Regions from separate parts of the Homo sapiens genome. Here all the other regions are linked to region 3. The links are chromatin loops, found by intact Hi-C in ENCODE. Cell type or tissue: B cell. All regions are shown on one strand.

Region 1 (2,500 bases), 250 kb before region 3:
CAGTTCCAAATCTTTTGCTCTCTGAATCTTCTACTGAATTATTGGCTTGATTCTTGATTGGAGGTTTATTTCAGGTCTGTGCCATAAGGATATTTTCAATTTAAGGGTAGTTTGAGGTTTCTATCAAGCTTGTCGGGTTTAGAGGGTGAATGCCTGAGTTAGAATTCATTTCTATAAGTTTACTTTAAAGGAGAGTGTAAGACCTTGGGCAAATTATTTCATTCTCTGTTTTTGTTTCCTGATCTGTAAAATACAGATATTAAAAATACTCATTCATTTAAAAAGTGTCCATAGGTTGTTATGAGGATTACGTGAAATAACCCATGTAAAGCACCTGGTCTGTTGTAAACACGTAATTACTATAAGATACTATACCTTCTGTGTATACCCTCTTTCTGCCCACCTGTCATAAGCCCCATTCAGACTCTAGGAAACCCAAACCCATCATTGATGGGGCGGCCAGGGCCTCAGTTTATACAGAAATGGAATTTAGCTTAACATGTTACCTCTTTCAGGATTGAAAGGAACTCTGGGATTTAAGATTCCTCAACCCAAGGCATACATTCTAATGAGAAAAGTTTAGAAAGAAAGCCCATTTGTGAGTGAATGCTGCAAGATGGTAGAAAGCATTTGCCTCCATGTAAAAGCCAAGCAGTTTACCTCCCAGTTATTCAGCGAGGCCATGCCAAATGCTCAGTGTAGGTTAAACACCACATCCAGCACAGAAAGGTGGCAGATACATTATGACAAACACATGTATATGTGTGTGTCTTTATAGCCCAACTCTGCACAAAGAAAAGGTGGAGCTTACTCAAATAGAATAATTACAAGCTGAGAGGATTTGAAAAATAAAAGTCATCTAGTAAGCTCTATTTGTCTTTCTTATGTGGTTAGCTATGGGTCTACTATTGATTTCTTATTAACAACCTTTTATTTTTAAAATGGAGACTGTATAAATCTATAAGACTGCTTTCCCTGAACCAAAACCTTGGGTACAAAATCTGACAAATGTTTTCCCCCCTACTTTTTATATTCATGCATTTGTAAAGCATTGTGAATGCTTATAAGTTAAATTCCACTTGACCACATATTTAATGAAGCACCTAGTAAAGAACAGAACATAAATATCTAAAATGGGAAAATCACCAGAGAATCTGAATACCAAGGCAAAAAACCTGAAGGGATGGTGCCATAGTTTCTTGTCTCCTCCACAGCAAAAGCTCATTTTCCAGCTCACAGACACTTTCAAACTGGAAGGATTTTGAAGAAAAATCTGCTACCATCTTTTCTATATCCTGTGATAAACTACAGTTCTCATGAAGACAAAGAGTTTGGTCACACAATTGGAGCTGGCAGAAACATTTTTTTCAGCTCCTTATTACCAAACAAGATGGAGTCAGTCAGTGTTCTGTTGTGAGAAACTTGCCTTTCAGTCTGGTTGGTTTATAAGCTTTTAACAAACTGTCCTGAAGATGGCGCCACGTGCTTAGCTATGTTTTCTACCTGTATCATTTGGTGATTTCTGAAACCACTGTCTAAGGAACATACACAGACTTATGGGAAGATCTGTAGGAAATGCCACCTTGAAATGATATTCCTGTGTTAAGTATAGATATAAAACTAAGTCACCCAAGGAACAATTTGATTCAATTATCTTTAAATTTTCAGTTAGGAGAAGGAATTACGGAAAACAAATACAGTCATTGCTGTTCTGAGGTACATCAGTGGCATTTTCTGAAAGCCAAATTCCATCTCTAATCTTGTACTTTCTCCTTTGTTCCCTATTTGTAGCCATCCATCAAGTGGTCGAAGTCAGAAATTTGAATGACGTCTTTGATCCTTCTTTCTATTTTAACCTTCCGTACCAGAAACTCCACATCCCAATCAATCTCCCAGTCCTATCTGTTCTAATCCCTAAATGTCTCAGTTGTGTCCATGTCTGTCTCTGTCCATTCCCACTGCTACCAGTAAAGTTCAACAGCACCATTACCTCCTCCCTGCAGTATTGCACGAGTAGGTTAACTGTTTCCCCTTTCACACAGCTTGCTCCTCTCAATCTGCTCTCTTCATCTAGAGTGATCTTTCAGAAAGATAGACCTGATCATGTAATGCACCCCCCCACCCATTTACAATCTTCTATGGCTCCCTAGTGCTTTCAAGTAAAATCCACACTCTTGTAGTCTACAAGCCTTTTTTAGAATCTAGCTGTCTCCCAGTTTTCTAGCTTCATCTTGCAACAACAACTACCCCACTTGTTGTTTAACTTCGGTCATAAGATTTCTTTCCAGTTCCTAGTATGTTCACATCAGGATTGTTTATTTTTCCTGATCCTGCTTGTGCTCCAGCAGCAGCTGCAATTTACTCCTCTTCTATAGGCATAGCCACCACACCTCCATCTATCTAATTCTGGTTCACATTGTAGATCTCAATGAGAACATTATTTCTTAATAGAAAGAGTTCACTAGAGCACATTAGGACCCACCACTCTACGACTCCATAG
Region 2 (2,500 bases), 390 kb after region 3:
CTTTATATTTATAAAAACAATATTGCCAAATAAAGAGGAAATTATATTTACCCATAGTTCCTTTTTTTCTGTGTATTCTCTTAATCTTTATTTTCCAACCTTTTTAGAAAGGTTATTCTCTAACCTTTTTTTCTATGTATTCTCTTAATCTTTATTCACAAACATACTTTTTACATAGTTGTAACCTGTGTATTCATACAATTTAGAGGAAATCACTAGTTAAGGCCTAATATAAAGAATTTATGCAGACTTCTCTTTAAGGAAATTATACAGTGTAAAACTTACACCATAATCCTCATAGACCTAAGAGTTTCAACCATCAGACCAAATTACAACTTCCTTTCCTTCCTTCTCCACTTGAGTAAATGAACTAATACGAGGCTCTCTTTAGTTTGAGTTCACTGTCCCTAAAAGAGTATATGTAAAATATTGTTATCTTCTTGGTTGCTTAGCATTATTTTTATGCAATCATTATAAAATCTTAAAATTATGAATGCAGATTCTCAAATCTGCATAAAACAATTTAAAGTTATTATCAAATGTCTTTTGCACAAGTAATTTTAGTACTTTTTCCTGTATACACTTTGCTTTTTAAGTTTTCTGGTATAAACGTCCCCACAGTAACTTAACCAACTATCTCATCGTTCTTATTCCACTCTTGTTGAGCTTATTGAATAAGGAAGGCATTAATACAAATGACAGACTTCTTCAAAGGACATCTGCATCTAAGTACACCATAAACACCAAAGGAAAGGCAGCATTATCTAGGTAGAGTAGGGTCTGCAATGAAAGAAGTACCAGTCTGGTTCCACCATACATCGACTGTGATTCATCTTGGTCCTATCGTTTTTGCCCCATGCAATTCAGGTTAAGTCTACTGTAAAAGGAAGATCTTATTAGCATTCTAATTCTTTGTGGATATGATGGCAAAAAAGCAAGAATATTCATAAGCATTTCAACATCCTCAGATGAAAGATACTGGATTTTTTAAGCAGAAGATTTCATTTGTTATTAATATTCATTAGGATAAATACCACTTATTACTAACTTGTCCTACTAAAACATCTCTGTATCATTCTGGTTAAAAACTATAAATGAGTTTACCTTTCCAGTACGTTTCAAGAACAAGTCTGGAGAGCATGCTAAACTGTTTTCATTTAGTGACACACTGACATCTAGTGGAGATTTATGGTGTGTGAAAGGATATCACACACCCAAAAATAACCACAGTTCTGATGGGGCAGAAAGAAAAAGCACCTTTTTGTTTTTTATGCAAGGCATCAAGAAAAAGATTTTTAAAAGATTAAATAAATGTACATTTCTTGTATACTTAAGTTTTGCTTGTTCAATTAGAAACACTCGCCAATTCACAAAACATAAAAAGACGGAATATTAGAGGTGGGAGTGGTGAAAAACTGTTTCATGTTGTGGTTTGAGAGATCCCAAAAAATATCCCACTAATTCAGAATCTAAAGGAGCAACATGTAATTATGTGCTCACTTCCTATTTACTTTTTATAGTGAATGCAGGCAACGGTGGAGGGAAGAAAGGAAGAAGGAAGGGGAGGGGAGGAGAAATGAGGGAAGGGGACATAGGAGGCAAGCCTTCCAGGGTTTCCACTACATCCCTTGAATTAACTTCTGCACCTCCTTGTGGTTAGAATTTTATTAATTCCAGAAGGAAAGCTCCTTTAAGCATATATGTAAGCTATATGGCATGTCACTAAGCATTTATTTAAACCTGCTCATTTAATATACTGTATTTACTTTGGAATAAAAATATAAAACAAAATGTTTCTATTACCCTGGGCTTTCCCAATGCAGCAGCATCAGTAAAAACATGGCTTCTGTGTTTGCTTTCTGTCCTTCCACAGGTAACAAGAAATAAATGCTAAGTGGCCCCAGGAGGAAGTCAATTTAACATCTGCATATTTTATTTAACATATAATTATTTTAATTAGGTAAGATTAACAATTATTCATTGGAAAATTATCACAATCATATCATATCAGGTACAGTACAAATTAAATCTAAAACGGTGTCCCCTCCTCCCCCTTTAGGGAACCTGGGAAGGACTCAGAGTGCCGATGGTGTATTTGATATACATCAGCCTATTTCCTTGTTTTCTATTGAACTTCAACCACTGGATGGAACTTCTTTACACCACTGTTTAATTGCTTCATTATTCCAGTGAGCAGGCAAGGCTGAAGAGGAGGAATTCTGGAAGCTGGAATAAAGAATTTATATTTGTACTGCTGTGTGCTTAGCCTCTGGTTCTGGAAGACCTTTCCACCACACCTCTTCTGAAAAAAAAAAAAAAAAAGAAAGAAAGAAAGAAAGAAAAGTGAAAACATCTTACTGTTGGCCTGGAGGAAACATGGAACTAAAAGAAATCCTCGAGAACTAGGAAATGTATGATTTTTCTCGCGAAGAATGTGTATGACGTTGTTCCTGCCACACCCAGAATGCTAAATTCTTTAATTCACTCTTTCAATTATGTC
Region 3 (2,500 bases):
CTGCACATGCAATGCAGCATATAACCTGGCTCATAAAATATATGTGGCATATCATTATTGGGGAACTGTAATCATACACATTAACTCATTTTACACCCACAGTAGTAGCAGAGGATTGCTGTATTATTAATCCTACCCTACAGAAGAGAAAATTGAGTCTTAAAGGAATCAAATAACTTGCCCAAATCCGTAAGTGGAAAGATTAGAATTAAAAAATAGCATCTTTGATCTCTAAGTTATTTCACTCTATAGCATAGAACTCTAGAAATATTCCAGACATATGAATTAACTGAAATCTATTCCACTTTCTGAAGCTTTTAGCTGAAAATATATAAAATATAGCAAATATGCCCACAGACTGTACAATCGACTTTCACTTGTTCAAGAAAAAGGTCACTTACTTGTTCCCTATCTTGCCCTGCTCTTTTCCTCCATTTAGAATGGTTCTCAGTATTTTGGCATTTCCACTAAAGAAAGAAGGACCAGGGAAAAGGTCAGACTCTAAGGTCTTCTTTCTATATAACTTTTGACAGTGCTAGTGAAATACTTTTTGGCTAGGAGAGCTTGGGACTTTCTAATGCAAGTAAATGCCTGCTTTATCTACCTGCGTCATCGTACTGTCACTTCCCCACCAATTCAGACATTTGACTGGGGCTCTCAGTCTGGCTTTCTGGCTACTAAGACAACATATATACTTACCTGATCTTTCAAAACTCATGATGTGATGTGAAGTTTCAGAAAAGCAGTAAAAGCCCTTACCTTCCACCAACTGTCTTTTTTTTTTAAGCTGAAGCTCTATTCCATTGTAAGACAAAACCCATACATTTCAAATTGTTCCACTCTAAAGTTTTTCTTAATCCTAAAACATGAATGACCCTTGTTCCAATTCCATATTTTATAAAGAGTCATTCATTCAAGATATTTTTTATAAAAGCAATAATTAAAGTATATAATCCCTTCACTCACATAACTTCAGATTAGGAAAAATATATTAAAAGTGAGAAAATCAATTCAAATATGAGAACATGACAAAATTTACCATTGCAGGGCTATGAGGATGACAGAAAACTTATGCTTGTGTATGCAAGAATGCCTGGCACCTAGTAGGTGGTCAATAAATAATCAATGCCTCTGCTCCTCAGGGTACGTGCATTATGGTGCTTTGAACTGAGCCAGCAGAGGGCGCTCACAATGCTGCAAGAATTGATCAGCAGTCTTTAGCTTTTTAATTAAAATGGCCCCTTAATTTAGTTTTTCCTTTTAAGTCCTAATACTTACTAAATCCATTAATACTAATTCATATAATAATTGACTATATTAAACTATGTACTCTTTTCACACATCTAGTTAAACCTGGTGGCAATGTTTCTAAAAGATAATGATGTTTATGAATTCTACAATAAAAATAATTTTGGGTGATGGAAAGTAAAATATCCTTGGGTTTTAGAGGTGATACAGGACATAAAAGTACCAAACTTCTAGAACTCTTTTCCTCCAGCTAGTCTAGTGGAGAATAAGAGTCAAAAGAGCAAAACATCAAAGTTGGAAACCATTCTCAAAGTATGTTTTTTTAAAAAAATGTGTTTAAATGTCATCTTTTCATATTGCCTAAATAAAATCTCACAATGGCCAATAATCATGCTCAATTTATGTGAGAAACAGTTTATATAATTGTAGTCCTGAAAAAGCCAGTTATTTCAGCTATTTTTTTTTATCTTATTCTATTCTATTTAGAAAGAGTTCAAGAGGTAAATGTCCCCAGAGAGTAGTGCCAAGCTTTATGGTTGCAATTTTATAAATCTGGGCTGATCCTGAGTCATCATGAGGCCTCAGAACTCTAACAACTAGGTCACTTCTGGGTTTGATTTTAGGTTTGGGGTCTCTGCCAGGACTTCTTCAAAATCCCACAGAAAACGTACGCAAGTCTTTTTAATAACTAAAGCTGAAAAATGTGCCCCAGCTGATACATTTTGTAAGCATAATTTAAAGAGGGAAAGTTAGTCTCTAATTACTAATACTTATTGCATGCTTACTACGTACCACAGTTTTAATACATGCAAAGACATGTATTAACTCACTTTTCATAACATCCCTATGAAGTAGACAATACTATTATCATCCCAATTTTATGGATGCAGAATCTGAAACAAGGGATGACTAAGCACTTGCCCAAGGTCACACCACTTGTAAGTGGGGAAGGAAGGGATTAAAACTCACACTATCAACCACCATCTGATGCTGCCAGACAATTAGTTGTTAGTACTTTTCCATTATTTTCAACTATGGACATTTTGAATAAACCTATACTATTCTGAAACAACCTATTAAAAGAGCATATTTAAACCTCTAACATTAGAAAATAAGGAAAGAAAATTCTGAACCTCCATGGTTTTCAATTAATCTCTTGGATTTAAAAATTCATTTGAAAAACAATCACTAATGTGTGGATGCCACTTTGTCTATCTTTGAAACAAGAAAATACAAAAATGTAAACAGAAAA

Evidence for each region. Hi-C counts contacts between places; a loop is a spot of excess contacts. Peaks named below come from ENCODE experiments on the same cell type or tissue, not always from the same donor. Only the 100,000 strongest peaks of a DNase experiment are listed, where the experiment ranks them.
Region 1: a loop joins it to region 3, with 18 times the contacts of the local background. A loop is called at or near these places in 21 of 110 quality-filtered maps.
Region 2: a loop joins it to region 3, with 13 times the contacts of the local background. A loop is called at or near these places in 33 of 110 quality-filtered maps.

What each region holds. Positions count from the first base shown.
Region 1 is chr2:181,714,198-181,716,697 of GRCh38, reverse strand. No RefSeq gene overlaps it. Among named protein-coding and RNA genes, the nearest start is that of NEUROD1, 35 kb to the right of the region's middle. RefSeq lists an enhancer at 1,543-1,592. In B cell, CTCF peaks have their summits at 1,249 and 1,448 (motif pointing right); a DNase peak (open chromatin) is centred at 1,477.
Region 2 is chr2:181,075,998-181,078,497 of GRCh38, reverse strand. No RefSeq gene overlaps it. Among named protein-coding and RNA genes, the nearest start is that of LINC01934, 47 kb to the left of the region's middle. In B cell, CTCF peaks have their summits at 996 and 1,195 (motif pointing left); a DNase peak (open chromatin) is centred at 1,167.
Region 3 is chr2:181,465,510-181,468,009 of GRCh38, reverse strand. All of the region lies in intron 2 of ITGA4 (integrin subunit alpha 4), which reads right to left. Among named protein-coding and RNA genes, the nearest start is that of ITGA4, 9.4 kb to the right of the region's middle. In B cell, CTCF peaks have their summits at 957 and 1,161 (motif pointing right); DNase peaks (open chromatin) are centred at 679 and 1,179; H3K27ac peaks cover 2,291 bases.